2 separate regions of the Homo sapiens genome follow, and region 1 is linked to region 2. A link is a loop called in an ENCODE intact Hi-C map of the cell type or tissue named here. Cell type or tissue: endothelial cell of umbilical vein. All regions are shown on one strand. Region 1 overlaps ASXL3 (ASXL transcriptional regulator 3). Region 2 holds the start of CCDC178 (coiled-coil domain containing 178).

Region 1 (8,000 bases), 230 kb after region 2:
GTGCATCAATACTGTAGTCCTTACATGCTGTACATACTGATGACACTCAGTGTTAACTTGATTGACTGAGCGGTACGCTGGAGAGGACGCACCTGCGAGAGAAGTGCAGACACATATATTTTTATCCTGGTTTCGAAACATTTATTTTACATTCATTTGACTTGGGAGTCATAGTTTCAAATTCCATGGACTCTCAAGCCACAGTGCTAAGGTAGAAGAAACCATTAAGTGCTGCTTTGTTGTTAGAATTATACCGAAAATGGTCTCGGGCTTATACCCTTTGCCAAAGCCTGATTTTATGCTTTTGAGGGAAAATGACATGAAGGTAACTATTAAGAATCCTGAGAAATTAGGGGCTCTGTGGAATTTAAGTCTCTTAAGAGGTTCTATGTAATGATGGACAAATGAGTCACTTAATTCAATTATGAGAAATTATTTTGGCTATATTTTTATGTTATATCTTTTTATTATGTTTTGTAGGCTTTGAGGCAGCAGCAGAAAAGAAGAAATGGAGTCTCAATGATGGTAAACAAGACTGTTCCTCGTGTTGTTTTGACACCATTAAAGGTGTCTGATGAGCAGTCGGATTCGCCTTCAGGTAAAGAGCTGAAATATCATATGCTTGGCCAGTTTCTTCCTGGAGGAGACTTCCTCACTGAAAGAGATGTCATGATTTTTTTTCTGAAACTGAATAATACTTCCACTTGAGGTTTGGTTTAATTTCTTTATACCTTTGACTCAGTGATTCAAAAATATAGACTATTTCCAGTTCAGAAAAGAAAAAGGTACCAGCTTGCTTGCCTCATCATCAGCAAATGTCTTCATTTGCTAATGACAGTAGGTGTAAGAAAATGTGTAGGCGAATTTTGTTGTTGTTGTTGCTTTGGCTTTTGTTTGAATGTTGAACTTTAAGGGTGGACCACATGCTGATGTATAATACCATCAAAAGCAGTTCTCTGTGAGTGTGAATTTGTTTTTCAGTCCTGTGCTGCAAAGTCAGAAATCCTTTTATTAGTTTTTGTGTTCTGGCAGCATTCTTCTCACCCCAGTGCAGCCCTGACCTTGTCTTCTAATTTACCTTGTGTCACTTTATCGGCTATGTACTATTCTATTTATTGTGGATTAACGTTTGTATTTTCTGTTCATACTTCAACATAAAGCTATTTATAAAGGTATAATCTCTCCCTCTCTTCAAGATTCCTTTCTTTTTCATCTTTCCGTGTCTGTCTTGTGTTGTCTCAGAATGGCATAGTATTGTTCAAGCTTATTCGTGTATTTTACAAAAGACCTGACTCTATTTCTTTTAAAAGCTATCAGATCAATGAACGTAGTTTTGACTCCACTATTAGGCCATCTGTTCTTGCTTTTTGTTCTGTTTGATTGATTTATTGGGCTTCTCTTTTTATATCCAGTAGGGGAATCAGATTGTGGCCAAAGGTAGTGTATTAACTCTAGAAAAGGAGATTATATCTACAGTTCCTCAAACAATTTTAGATTTTTCTTTTCAAGGACAGCTAGAGAAGATAATGACATAATAACTATTTCCTTTTTTAGGATCTGAATCTAAAAATGGTGAAGCAGACAGTTCAGATAAAGAAATGAAACATGGGCAAAAATCTCCCACTGGAAAACAAACAAGTCAGCACTTAAAACGATTAAAAAAGTCTGGTTTAGGTGAGTGTTTAATAGACTATGCCATTTCACATTTTAGAAATTTGTGTTTTCTCAAATAAATTATCTAAAATTTTCAGAACATTTTTTAATGATTAAACAAGGAAATTAAAATTTCCCTCCATTTATCAAAACCAAAAAGAATGCTAAATAAGGAAACATTCTAGTTACAACTGAATGGTCTTAAGCCTATTACTAAATTTGTGAATGATAATATTGGATGAAGCAGAGGGTAAAAATGAGACTTAAAATGATACATGTAAAATAATTATCTGCCGGGTCATGATACTATCTAATGTGCGGTGTTTTGTCTGTGCAACTAGGTTTCACTTTATTGGAATATGCTGTCTTGGAAGAAAAAAATGCAGTCTTTATAAAGGGTTCACTGAACTGGAGAGTACATTGTCAGTGGGGTCTGCTGCAGTAAAATTGCTCTTCCTTGCTTTTTGTCTATGCTTCTTAAAATATTTAGTAGTGCCTGTCTGAAAAAATGTAAAATTGCTGAGAAATGTTGGAGACACAGGCCACGGGTCTTTCAAATCAGCACCAGGTTTTCTTCAACATACTTCTTTCCTGATAACTTTTCATCAGGAACCCCCAACAGCATTCAGGGAGAAAAGAGCATGAGAATTAGAAAGACAAAAATAAACATATCCTGGTTTGAACATTAGAATTCTCAACTGCCACTGGCTTGTTGCTGCACCTAGATCCTGATGGCTTCATTTCTCTGAGTTGTTTTAGCTGTGAATAGGATCATGATAATAACCTGGATCGTTACAATATTTTGTAAAATGTTTGGCAGAAACTGCAAATTTATTGACGTGAACTTTATTACCTGTTCTGCCACTTACTTTCTTGGCAACTTGAGATAATTCTTATTTGCAGAGTGTATTTGTTTATAAAATTCAAGATTTTATCTGATTTTTTTTTAGTAAAGTTTTGTCAGTTGCTACTATATGACAGACATTTTGCTAAATCTTGGGACATACTTCTAATAAAAAGACTTTAAATAGGATTTATTTATATTTAAATAAGAGACCTTTAGGAAAGCAGAATCTCTTTTTTATTTAAAGTCTTTAAATATAGCATACTTCTTTGTTTTGCATTATTTTAAGGCCAAATAATTTTAGTTATTCTCTATCCCAAAATGTATGTTTGTGTATAACCATACTTACCTGTACATGGACATATTCTTTCCTAATACTCTGGGTGTTGTAAGTATTTTAATATAAGTTACTTCTGAAATAGAAAACTATAGTGGGAGAATGATAGATAAAGAATATACTAAAAATCCAAAACAGTACCACATTATCATACACTAAGGAATTTAAACATCTGCGGCCTTTAGTTAAAAACAGCTACCAACCTCTGTAAAGTTAGTGCCATGTAATGAGTGTACAAAAATTTAAGGCACAGGGGCATCCCCATTTATTTCCTTAGTAACTTCAGGAGCGAAAGTTACTAAGGTATACCCTTATCAGTATCCTCTCAGGGGCTGAGATCTTCAGTATTTTTTTTTTTTTTTTTTGAGACAGGGTTTCGCTCTTGTTGCCTGGGCTGGAGTACAGTGGTGCCATCTCAGCTCACTGCAACCTCTGCCCCCAGGTTCAAGTGATTCTCCTGCCTCAGCCTCCTGAGTAGCTGAGGCACTGCCACCATGCCCAGCTAATTTTTGTATTTTTAGTAGAGACAGGGTTTTACCATGTTGGCCAGGCTGGTCTCAAACTCCTGACCTCAGGTGATCCGCCTGCCTTTGCCTCCCAAAGTGCTGGGATTGCAGTGGGCCACCATGCCTGGCCCAGGATTTCTTGTATTCTGATTTTTGTACCTTGAAGTCCATGCTCAATGAATTAGAGAATCAGAATTTGTTTTAATACTGAAAGTCAACTGAAAGATATAAAGACTGATATACAAGCCTGCTTTTAGGAAATCCTGCATGCCACTAAATACCTTATGTGTTAAATATCGTGTTGCTGAAGTATTTCCGCTGACTTGTTAGCAAATTAAAAGATAATGAAAGAGCGCCCCCAATCTTTCAAACCTGCTTTGTTCTAGACTACAAAGTAATGGAGATAATGAAACTACTTTAATGGAGGAATGGAGAAGTGAAGTCACATTCACTGGCCATATATAATGGAATGGTCTAGGTATTTTGACATAAGTTATGTCTTTTAATTTTACTTCAGTTTTGTACAGTAGAATGACGTCTGTTTTACAGCTGAAGGAGCTGAGATCCTGAAGGGTTAAGGAGGTTACATGAAGATGACACAGCTAAGTGATACAAACCAAGGCATATCTAACTCCAAAGTCTAAGCCATTCATTTTGGATAGAATCTGAATGTCAAATCATCTAACCTATATTTTAGACCTGTAGGTGCCACTGAGGGAAATACAAGAAATGACATGGTGAGACTACCATAGGTGTTAAAGTGCAGGTCTAACTACACATGGAAGGAGAGCTAGCAATTGTAAGATTTCTCACCCTATCCTGTATCAAACACAAGGAGGAAGAAGGTGAGATTTAAAATAAGCCAGTTGAAGTACAATTCTGTCAAAAATAAACTGCAAGTGTTTACTGGGTAGGAACTGTGACTGGCTGACTAACCTATCAAGCAGCTGAATGGAATGGCTTATTTTGTGCAAATGAAGTCAGTAGTACTTTCAAAGTTTCCAATATATGCCCAGCAGTAGAAAATGAAAAAACATGGAATGAAAGGATGGGCCTTAAATGTAACCATCTCCAGAAAGTAACCCATGTCTTTTTTTTTTTTTGAGACGGAGTCTCGCTCTGTCGCTCCAGACTGGAGTGCAGTGGTGCGATCTCGGCCCACTGCAAGCTCTGCCTCTCGGGTTCACCCCATTCTGCTGCCTCAACCCCCCGAGTAGCTGGGACTACAGGCGCCCACCACCACACCCGGCTAATTTTTTGTATTTTTAGTAGAGACGGGGTTTCACCATGTTAGCCAGGATGGTCTCGATCTCCTGACCTCATGATCCACCTGCCTCGGCTTCCCAAAGTGCTGGGATTACAGGCGTGAGCCACCGCACCCAGCCACCCATGTCTTTTTTAGACAATGATGTTTTTAATGCCCTATTAGAATCAGACTGATATTTAATACTCTGTAAGGGTTATTTACGTACATTCTGCTCTTTGCCATTAAGTTGTTAACTCCTTGGAACAGTGGCCTTTCTGTCTACATCTGTAGTCCTTACTACAACCATCATAGCCCTTCTGTTTAGTAGGTTCTCAATGAGTTTGGAATGAATGACTGATTCTAATTAACTGAATGGCCTAGAAGTTTGGATGAATGAATGACACATCCTAGGGTGTCCATAGTGAAGCTCCTCCTATCTTCTTGAATAAAAATGATCCTGTGTTTGTGGAGAAGGTCATTCTTTGCATACCAGCATGTAGCAGAATCAGTGCAAAGGAGTGATCCCACCTCATATCCTTTAGCCAGCCAGATAGAGACAGCCTGTATTCCCTCTTCTATTTTTTCCACCTGAGTTAGACATCTAATTCATATGGTCTTGGAAATGAGGTTTTTTACTGTCCTTGCCTTCTCTAGGTAGTGGTAGGTATGTATAAGTCCTAACCTGTTGAAACCATGCTGAATTAAAACAAATGCTGTAAGTCTGTTCTAATTTAAGTTAATAACTCTGAAACAAAATCCAGTGAAAACCAGAGTTCAGGGTGTTAGTCTACAATTTTTTTCTCATTGTGATATTTTCCTAAAAGGATAGAAAATTCTTCTGATTGTCCCCTAAGTGCTTCCTCTTGATTTCTAGCAATTAGTTGCTTTATCAGATTGCAAGATATTCACCCTGTGCAAGGCCTGAGTTTCACTTGGGCCTTAGCATCTAAGGAGTGTAGCCTAAGAGACAATGGACCCCAGTATGTTCTCTCAACACTCTTCAGTACAGGAGGCACCATGGACCCCCTCAGACCCTTTCATGCTCAGCTTCCCTAGAGAGGGTTAAAGCGCACAATAAAACAACAATAAGAAGAAGAAGCTTCAAAATTCCTCAATCTCAATTTTAAATGTTAAGTTGAAAATAAAAGAAAAAAATTCCTCGGTTGGCTGGGTGCAGTGGCTCACACCTGTAATCCAGCACTTTGGGAGGCCAAGGCGGGCGGATCACGAGGTCAGGAGATCGAGACCATCCTGGCTAACACAGTGAAACCCCGTCTCTACTAAAACTACAAAAAATTAGCTGGGTATGGTGGCAGGCACCTGTAGTCCCAGCTACTCGGGAGGGTGAGGAAGGAGAATGGCGTGAACCCGGGAGGCGGAGCTTGCAGTGATCTGAGATGGCACCACTGCACTCCAGCCTGGGTGACGAGCGAGACTCCGTCTCAAAAAAAAAAAAAAAAAAAAAAAAATTATTCAGTCATTCTAATTCTGATGGTAACCTCGACGTTCTCCTGAGAAATATACCACCCAGCTTGGGAAGCTACGACTGTTGATGTAGGGTTTTTCTTTTGTTCTGTTTGTTTGCCCATGGCCAGGGTTATGTATGAAAACTATGATGATATTTCTCTGAGTAGCCCACTGATTGAATAGACTTGGTCACGGGGTGAGTGCAGTTGAAAAATACAGTGCTTCTAAAATGGTATGTATTTCTCTGATGAGGTTATAATGAAACAAAACAAAACTTTGGTGGTCCCTTTCCTATTTCTTAATCAAGTACAATAGAAAACACTGTTCTGATATGCATAAAACAAATGCTAACAATGTCTACAAGGACTCCTTTATTATAGACCTTGAAAATTATTTTAACAGTAAATGTTAGACTACCAAATAACCAGGCAGTAGAAACTTTATCTGCTGGGATGAAGTGTAGGTGCCTGCTGCAAATGCGGTTTGAAGCATGTGTTTTTCTTGCCTAATCAGTTGTTTTAATAATACCCTCTCTCCTTGTCTTAGCAAAGGATAAACCACTTAAAACCCTCCCCCATGAAGTTTTCTGAGACAACCCTAATACATTATCATCTCACTGTTTTCATGGCACTTAGAACATAGATTTGTGAATGCTTTAAAAATTCTTTAGTAATATACTCTTACCATTTGTTTTCTACATCTTGATATCTTACAATTTTCTCTAACTAAAATGTAAGTTCCTTGAATTCAAGGTCATTGACCTAAACTAGTTTTAATTATACTTCTTCCTACCCAGTCACATAGTAAGAGTTTAAAAAGTGCTTGCTAAACAAATCTAAGCTTCTAATGGATGTCTCCGAGGGGGTTTTAATAAATGTCCTTGGTGGGCTTAACTTCTGGGATTCATTCCAATGTATTTTATTTGGTTTAATGTTTTTGGAGTGAAGAATTATAGCTTTGTTGGTTTTATAAAATGGCACATACTCTTTAAATAAATCAAAGCATAAATATAAAAATAAAGTTTGAATAATAACCCCACATCTTTTCATACAAAATAATTATCTCCAGTGCATTATAAACATTATTTGACATTTCTTACTGTGTATCTATAGCCAGAGATATTAGAAAACCTGTATTATACCATTTTAATTAAAAGTACAAAATTTAATTAATTTTAGATTAAATAAAAAAGTAAAACTAAAAAACAAAATTGTTAAATATTGCCACAAGATATATTTATATCTAAAAGTTTTCTCCAGAGTTATTACAAATATAAGAAACTGAAATAAGAGTGATTACCTTTTTAACTACTCATTTCAACTTTGGACAATGTATTATAAAAAGATAGGGACATAATTACACTACAGACCTTCCTACCTGCATGTTTTCGTTACAATACTTTTTGAATATCGAAGTTGATAACATTCATGTTCTGTTTGTTTAACCATAATTCCTATAGTTCATTAACCCTGGTACTATATTTTAATGGACTCAGTGCTCCATGTAGACTTTTTACACAATTTCTTCATTTGTGAAGACTACGTGGATTCATGTTGTGTATTGATTAGATTTTGCCTTCTGATAGATATTTTTCCCATTAGACTTTATTCTTTGAAAGCCGATTTTTCTTCTCTGAGCGCCATTTAATTTAATTTCATTTTAGAGACATAGTCTCACTCTTTTGTGTAAGCTGAAGTGCAGTGATACCATCATAGCTCACTGCAGCCTCAAACTCGTGAGCTCAGGAAACCCTTCTGCCTCATCTTCCCAAGTAACTGGGACTACAGGCATGCGCCATTATGCCAATGTTAATTTTATTATTTATGTATTTATTATTTATTTATTTATTTATTTATTTATTTATTTTGGATACAGGATCTTGCTGTTTTCCAGGCTAGTCTGGATCTCCTGGCCTCAAACAATCCTCCCACCTCAGACTTTTGAGTA
Region 2 (8,000 bases):
AGATTTGGGTCTCCTGCTACAGAAGTGCTTCACATGCACACCAGTAGTTGTTACAGTCTGGTACAGGCTAAGAGCATCTGCGTGACCCAGAGGTGGGAGAACAAAGAAACCTGTGCCTGGGACCTCTAGGTCCTTTTTCATGCATATTTTTCTTGTGTTGCTTCTGTGTTATGCTATATCCTTTGCCCGTTATAAAGTTGTTCTGGGAGTACAAACCGAGCAAATGGAGTTTCTTAAGCAATGGAACACTTAAGGTGATTAAAGTGTAATTACCTCTGACTAACATAATTTCTCTAGCAAAAATGCTTAGCTTTTTCAGCCTCTCAAAGAATTTGTCGCAAGTGTAATTTTTAGACTCAACAGTTACAATTTATGAGGATAGTTTTTACCTCAAGGAAAACAAATTTAAATAATAAAATCTCATTTACACAAAGAAAATTTTTAAAGAAACAAAAATAATTGTCTAGTTTGTCCATTAAACAACTTACCATCAATACAGGGATGTTCAAATAACTAATTTCCATGCAAACTATAACTTGTTGGTTGTGTTCTTTTACTGTCTGTTCAACCATATTGTTGCCCCTCCACCTTTGCTATTTTATTTAACATGCCCAGGTATCTCATCCAGTTCATTGGTTTGTGGTTAAATCCAAAGGTTTTCCAGGATCTAAGGGTAGGTTGAATCCCTTCGGTTCATATGAAAGGTCTTCTAATTACCTCTGTTCACACACACATTCAGTAAGTACCCAGAAAGGGAGGCCAGAAGGTAATGTTCATAGATATAAATTAATATAAAATAGACATATCATGATTAAAGTAGTTTAATCAAATGCCAAAGAACATAGCTTTTCAATCAGTTAGATGTAGAATTCAGTTCCTCATGGGCCCCATTACTGGCTGGCTATCTGACCTTGGGAAGGGTAGTTAATGTATTTGAGCTTCAGCCTTTTGCTGCGGAAAATGGTAAAAATAACAATACTTCGCAGTGTTATTGTGAGGGTTAAAATAAGATAATGTGTACAGAATATTTAGTCCAGTCACCAGCATATAATAACCACTTAATACATGGTAATAATTTAAATTCAGTGAACTAGGGTTCATTAACAAATTACATGTCCATAAATACAATGTGTGCAAATATCAGTTTTCTAATATAAGGATAAGTTTAAATTTACCTAACTGAATTTTTATGAACATTGACTGAAAATATAAAGGGACTATGGCCAGACCACATATGAAAATAAAACTCTAATCCACACATCTGCATCAACCAGTCCAGAAAGCCAAACCATAACTTCCACAGTGATCAGCATGGAACAGTCAGGACTTTGTTGATGACTGCCAGCTTTCCTAATTATTGCCCCTGGTTCCAACTCGAGACCAAGCAGAGAAAGCCAGATAAGATCCTCAGACCAGTCACATAAAGTATCCTGCTTCTAGTTAGCCCTCCTTCAGCATCCCCATGTCAACAACCTCCAGTCAAAACATACCTGAAGCTTTATAGCTTCCCCACTCCCCTGTCTGCATTTGAGTCTCTGTCCAATGCAAGTAATAGTAGCTCACTCCCTTCCTCTAGCAAGATCTGAATAAATAGCCTTGGCTTGTTCTAATGTGAGTGGTCTTCTTCTATTTCAGCAGCATTATAAATGAAGTTAAAAGTTCAACATCGATTTTAAAATGCCATATACGGCATACACACACACACACACACACGGCAAACACACACACACACACACACACAATTTGTGTTATTGTGCAGAAAACAGACATGAAGTTACCATGGCCATTAGAGCTCACACACATGCAACCATCTGCTTGTAGATGTACTAATTTTCCACCAGGTATATAACCCAGATGCTTATAAAATAATCAGTCCAATTCTCTCCCTATATCATTACCTCAATACAAATTCTTCGTCTACTTTAAATATTCCAGTTGCTTAATCTTTCTGCTTTTCCCTGCTCATTCACCATACATCATCTTCCTTTCCATGTTGTCTGTAATCTGCCATCTAGCATTTTAGCAGCCAATATTCTCATTAACCTCATTAATCTTCAGTCCCATAAGCCTAGATAAACTGAGTAGACAAATATGGATTTTCCCCCAGAAATTGTCTTTCCTAGAGGGCTCCTGTTTTGTGTGTAATTGTTTTCCCACTCCATCCACATAGTCTGACATTGCTGTCAATCGTAGTAACCCTATCCCCAACATAAATGCTCTTGGGACAGGCAAATTGAACCAACTGAGGTCAAGAAGAATTCATCGAGTGTTTCTAGATTTTCTTTATAGGTGCAAGTTTGGGAATTTATGAGTCCAGTGCTCTTGGAAATCATGGTTCTAGACTGGTGGAATAAGCCAGTGTGAGAATGAAGTCCATATTATAAAGATAAAAGAAAGAAGAATATATGCAATTATCCCGTTCACTGCTATGGAATATAGAACAGGAAGAAAAATTCTGAGGATGTGGTAACAAATTAGTTGAGTCTAAGGTTGTGTTGAATCTGAGGTGGGAGCAGGAGAGAGAAGTCTGGGTTGTGGATAAAAGCTCTGGCAGCAATCCCAACCCATCCAGGGATAGTGGGTAGACTAACAATCAAACTCATATTTTCGATAGTTCTGGAAATTAGACAGATATAGTTTATAATAAAACTTTATGACTGCAACAGTAAAGTAAGAAGTATTATATATTCAAGATAGAAATACACTAGTTTCTGTACGAATGTCTAAATAACAATTGAACATAAATAGCTGAAAATCCTCTGGATTCTTGGATTTGTCTTACAACTAGTCATGTCTCTGAGTTCTTAAACTTGGTAAGTGGTGTTCTAAAACCTATTACTACAGCAGGACCAAGAAACAATATTTTGAGGGTAGGAGGGAGATGTCAAGAATGCTGTATTTGGGTCAAGATGCCCAGAGCAATCAATACACAACAGATTATCCAATGATAAATAGGAGTGATAAGCTACCAAGTCAATTCACAAATATTTATTGAGCAGTGGATGAATGTCAAGAAAACAATAATAGAAAATGCTTTGAATTGGCAATCGGGAGATTCTTATATTCCTGAGTTTGAAGATTGCTGGATCTGACTTTTGTCAAATCACAAATCAGCTCTGAATATCACTTTTCTCACCTGTAAAGGGGAGGTGTTGGCGTGGATCATCTTATTTGGGGTGCTTTCGAGCAAGCAAGTATAAAATTCTCAGCCTCTCCGCCAGGAAGTTGTTCAGTATTTGACTTGATTGAGCAGACACTTAAAAAATTAAATATCAAGAAAAGAAATCAATAACAGTTCAAAGGAATAATACATGAGCCACCACAAGGCGGCCTTATAAGCAAAATAAAAGTTGAAATAATTATTTTAAAGGAATAAGACGCTAGAGACGCAGTTACAGACAAGACGAAGTTCCTCTAGGCGGCCAGCGGAGGGAGACTCTGCTTCCCTTCCCCCGGCAGTGGGGACTGGGGGACTGGGGGACTGGGGGACTGGGGGACTGGGGGACTGGGGGACTGGGGACAGGGGTTGGAGGACTGGGAAACTGGAGGACGGAGAACAGGGGGACAAAACGACTGGGGGACTGGGGAATTATGGGACTGGGGATTTGGGGAATTGTTTTCAAACGCGCGGGGCAAGGACTCCCCACCGCCTCTGGAAGGGGTGAAGAACTAGTCGACTCTAACTCCCTCAGGGTGGCCAGGGAATTGCATTTGGTTCTCCCGCGGGAGTCGCGCAGGCGGGCGGCCAGGGGGAGTGGGCGCCGCCCGGCAGCGCCCCGCGCCGAGGCACAAGCGCCCGCGCCGAGGCACAAGCGCCCCCGACTCACCGGCTCCGCGCGTTTCCCCGCGCGTCTCCCGGACCCGCGCCTGCCCACCCCTCCGGCTCTGCTGCGGTCGAGGCCCCAAGTCGGTTATCCCGTGTCCAGGCAACCGCGGGGGCGGCGGCGGCGGCGTGAGGAGCGGGCGGCTGCTGCTCCGGGGCCTCCTGGCTCGAGCCCTTAGCCCCCGACTCCCGGCGTTTCGGCGCCCGATCAGCGCTCCAGGCCGCCCCCGCTCCGCCTTCTCCCAGTGCCTTTCCCTTTCTCTTGTAACCGATTTGCCAACCCAACTCCTTTCCCTCTTTACCGGAGAGGGAAGGAGTGGAGACGAGTCAACGCCCCTTCGTACAGCAGTGAGGTTAGAACGTGAGGGGATCACAGACTTCGTCCACCTTCGGGAGGACCGCAGGACCTCTTTCTTTCTTGCCACTTGGGATGATACAACCAGGACTCCATGCGATAACCCCATGTGGTTTGGTTGTGACTTCAGTATTGAGAAACCTCAACAAACTGTTAAGGAAGAAAGAACTTTTCCTAGTGTCTGAAAGTGGGGAAAATGACTAATTCAAGACTAATTCAAGCCATTTCTCTAAGGGTCTGTTTCTTTCAAAAACAAATTTTTGAAGCATTGATCCTTCTGACAAAATACTAAGTGGCAGGCCGGGTGTGGTGGCACAACCCTGTGCCAGGCGTGTCCTGTCCCAGGACTTTGGGAGGCCGAGGCAGGAGGATTGCTTGAGCCCAGTGGTTAGAGGCTGCAGTGAACTGGGATCGTGCCACTGCACTCCAGCCTGGGCGACAGATCAATAAATACATAAATCAGTGGCACAAAATGTATTACCTACATTTTGTTTCTTCATCTGTGAATATACACTGTGAACTGAAATAGGCTTCAGAGGACAGTCGTGTCTTACACTATTGTCACCGTCTTCTTCAATGAAAACAAACACTGGACTATAAACTGAAGATGGTTAAAAAAAAAAAACAGAATCAGAATAAAGATTAGCATTCTCATCCAGAGAAATCATTTTTCCAGGCAACACTGAGAACAGGCAATTGCCTGCCAAGGTTAAATCAGCAAAGTCTATTACTTTAAGAGGCAATTTAATTAGTAATCCTTTCTAAGAGGGGAAAACCAGCAAGTCCGTACCTGGAATGTGGTCCTTTCAGCCAAAGATGAAAAAAAGGAAGCAATAACTAACAAACTGGTGGAAGGTCTTAATCTTAAATTAATATATGCAGAAGCAGAGCTCTTTTTGTAATTAAAAAATGGATTCAAGAATGCACTCCACTTTCCCATCTCCCTCCATTAATTATTAAACTTTGGCTTGTTCTCAATACAATGTTAAATTATAAACCAAATGAATCATTTGCATGCCAGTAAATATGTATTCATGAGGGTTCACAATATGTAAATGTGCATATTAAAACAATAGCTAGATTTTTTTCTCATAAAATAAAACTTTACCTACTAGAAATCTCATTATTGACAAGTTTCTCTTAATTAGAACTCACTGATAATTGCTAAACCCCTGTTGTGGCAGGCAGAATTCTAAAATGGACGCCCATGACCCTACCCCTTGGTATACACACCTGCATAATCCTTAGGACTTTAAATTTGGTGGATTTCATTTTCCTGATTAGTTTGTTACCTGACACAATTGACTTGAAAAAGGGAGATTATCCAGGATGGGTTGGCCTTTATTAGGTAAACCCTTAAAAGGGACTGACCTCTTCCTGGAGTCGGAGGTTTGAAGCATCAGAGGGATTTATCAAAGGGATATTCTCTATTGTCACCTTTGAAGATTGACAAGACCCTATGGTAAGGAAGGCAGGCAGCCTCTAGCAGCCGACAATGATCCCAGGTGACGGCGAGCAAGGCAATGGGGACCTCAGTCCTACAACTGCAAGAAACTGAATTCTACAAATAATCTGGATGTGCTTGGAAGAGAACACTGAACTCAAAATGAAAATATGTCCTGGTTGGGCACGGTGGCTCATGCCTGTAATCCCAGCACTTTGGGAGGCCAAGGCAGGCAAATAACTTGAGGCCAGGAGTTCAAGACCAGCCTGGCCAACATGGTGAATCCCCGTCCCTACCAAAAATACAAAAAAATTAGCCAGGTATGGTGGCACGCACCTGTGGTCCCAGCTACTCAGGAGGCTGAGGTGGGAGGATTGCTTGAGCTTGGGAGGCAGACATTGCAGTGAGTCAAGATTGTGCCACTGCACTCTAGCCTGAGCACAGAGCAAGATCCTATCTTAAAAAAAAAAAAAAAAAAGGAGATTATGGATTATGTCCTGCCATCACCTTGATTTCAGCCTCGTGAGACCCTGAGCAGACAACCCAGGCAAGCTCACTTGGGCTACTTACTTAGAGAACCGTGAGGCTAATAAATGGACATTGTTTTAAACTGCTAGACTTACCGTAATTTGTTACACAGCCAAAGAAAGCTAATACACATATTAACTTACTTCACATAAACAAAAGTGGGTATTTTGAAATTAAAAAATGTAGGAGTATCTCAGTAAACCCAGTGCAGGATTGTGGCTGAAACTCAAATAGAACAGAAATCAGACACTGCAAAATCAATACCAGACTTATCATCATAAACAAGAACCTAGTAGTGATGGGGTTTAGGACATGCTACCCTAAATTTTTTTAAGCTGAAGAAATTTTAGAAAATTGCAGAAGCAGGAAAGTCACTCTGACCTTCCTCTCCATCTGTCTCCCTGGAAGGTCATAAAACCTAGAAAGGATTTTCTTACCTTCCCCAGGCTCAGGTCATAAGACCCGCATGTGGGAGGTGCCCTCATATACCTGGAGGAAAGGAGCATCCTTATTCCTTATTGCTGAAGACACAGGGACACAGAGAAGAATCCAACCAAACAGGCCTTGTTAAGTTTCCCCCAGTTTATTACCATTAGCTCATACCCTTTCTGTGTGTAATATTTTCCCACGACTATTCACTTTTCATCGAACCTACTAGAAAAATCACTCAGGTTTAACTGTTTTTTTGGATATTCCTTTCCTTGTGAAGGCTCCAGGGTCATGTAAAACTTCAGTGTGTATGCTTTTCTCTTGTTCATATGTTTTTTCGTTATAGGGGCCTCAGCTATGAACCTAAATGTATAAAGGAAAGGACATTTTTCCTCCAGTACAATAGTCAAGGTGATCTTATTAGCAAATAGCAAACCAGATTTTCCACAAAAGCAGAACAAACATAAATATCCAATTTTTCTATAGCAACAATAAAAGACAGAATAAAGTGATATAATAATCATGCAGAGAGAAGACAATAATCAAATAATACATTTCCTACAAAACTATCATTCAGGAGCAGAGTTAAAAATATTTTCAAAGAAAAAAAAACAAATTTTACCATTTGCCAGCCTACACTGAACAGTGTACTTTAGGAAGAAAGAAAATAGTAAAGACATTGGACAGACGTATAGTTAAATCTAAGAAAGCTTTCAGTATATGAAACGTTCAGCCATACATTTGTCTTCCAAGTGTTCTTGGTTTTCTCTCCCTAACCATCTTTTATCCAATTAGTCCTTAGGACCTAAGCATGCTTATGTTTTAATATATTTCCTGACAATGCTAGACCATTTCATGAATTAGATTTAACGATGACTATTCTATGCTCCTTTTAAAACTTACATCAGAATTATTTTCAGCCACTTTTAGGGTAACTAAATGTATATCACACCTGTCATGGAGAATGAGCTAAGATCTCTTACTAATAGTAATGTTTTATTAAGATAGAGCATAAGGGTCCACAGTAGGTAATTGGATCTGGTATCTAATTATATCTGAAAGAGTGACATGATATCAATTTTTCTAAATTAAAAATTATTGTCTTTGGCAGCCATTCTCCAAAATTCAATTTGCTTACGTCGAATTACTTCTTACAGTAACCAATTCATTTTTATTTTGTAACTGACACTGATATACAATGAGAAAGTAAGAAGTTCCAAATGAGTATTACTGGTATTTCCCTATAATGGCCTATTTTTTTAAATATTTCAAATCAGACCATTTTGCCTTTTCATAAATGGTATAGAATGTGGAGACCATCTTAACCCCATTTATGTGCTAAAGATTACCATTACAGCTTCCTAAAGCTAATGTTAAATGATCCTAAATGTTAAACGTTCCTACAGATATCCCTGTTGTCA

The links. A loop is a pair of places that touch in the nucleus more often than their neighbours do. Peaks named below come from ENCODE experiments on the same cell type or tissue, not always from the same donor. Only the 100,000 strongest peaks of a DNase experiment are listed, where the experiment ranks them.
Region 1: a loop joins it to region 2, with 16 times the contacts of the local background. A loop is called at or near these places in 4 of 110 quality-filtered maps.

The regions. Positions count from the first base shown.
Region 1 is chr18:33,670,193-33,678,192 of GRCh38, forward strand. ASXL3 (ASXL transcriptional regulator 3) reads left to right here. Exons shown (of 12, transcript NM_030632.3): 6 at 481-598; 7 at 1,555-1,674. Among named protein-coding and RNA genes, the nearest start is that of ASXL3, 96 kb to the left of the region's middle. In endothelial cell of umbilical vein, no CTCF peak of the experiment used is centred here; no DNase peak of the experiment used is centred here.
Region 2 is chr18:33,436,826-33,444,825 of GRCh38, forward strand. It overlaps CCDC178 (coiled-coil domain containing 178), which reads right to left and starts at 3,896. Exons shown (of 23, transcript NM_001105528.4): 1 at 3,828-3,896; 2 at 3,137-3,256. In endothelial cell of umbilical vein, a CTCF peak has its summit at 3,370; a DNase peak (open chromatin) is centred at 3,346; H3K4me3 peaks cover 812 bases; H3K27me3 peaks cover 781 bases.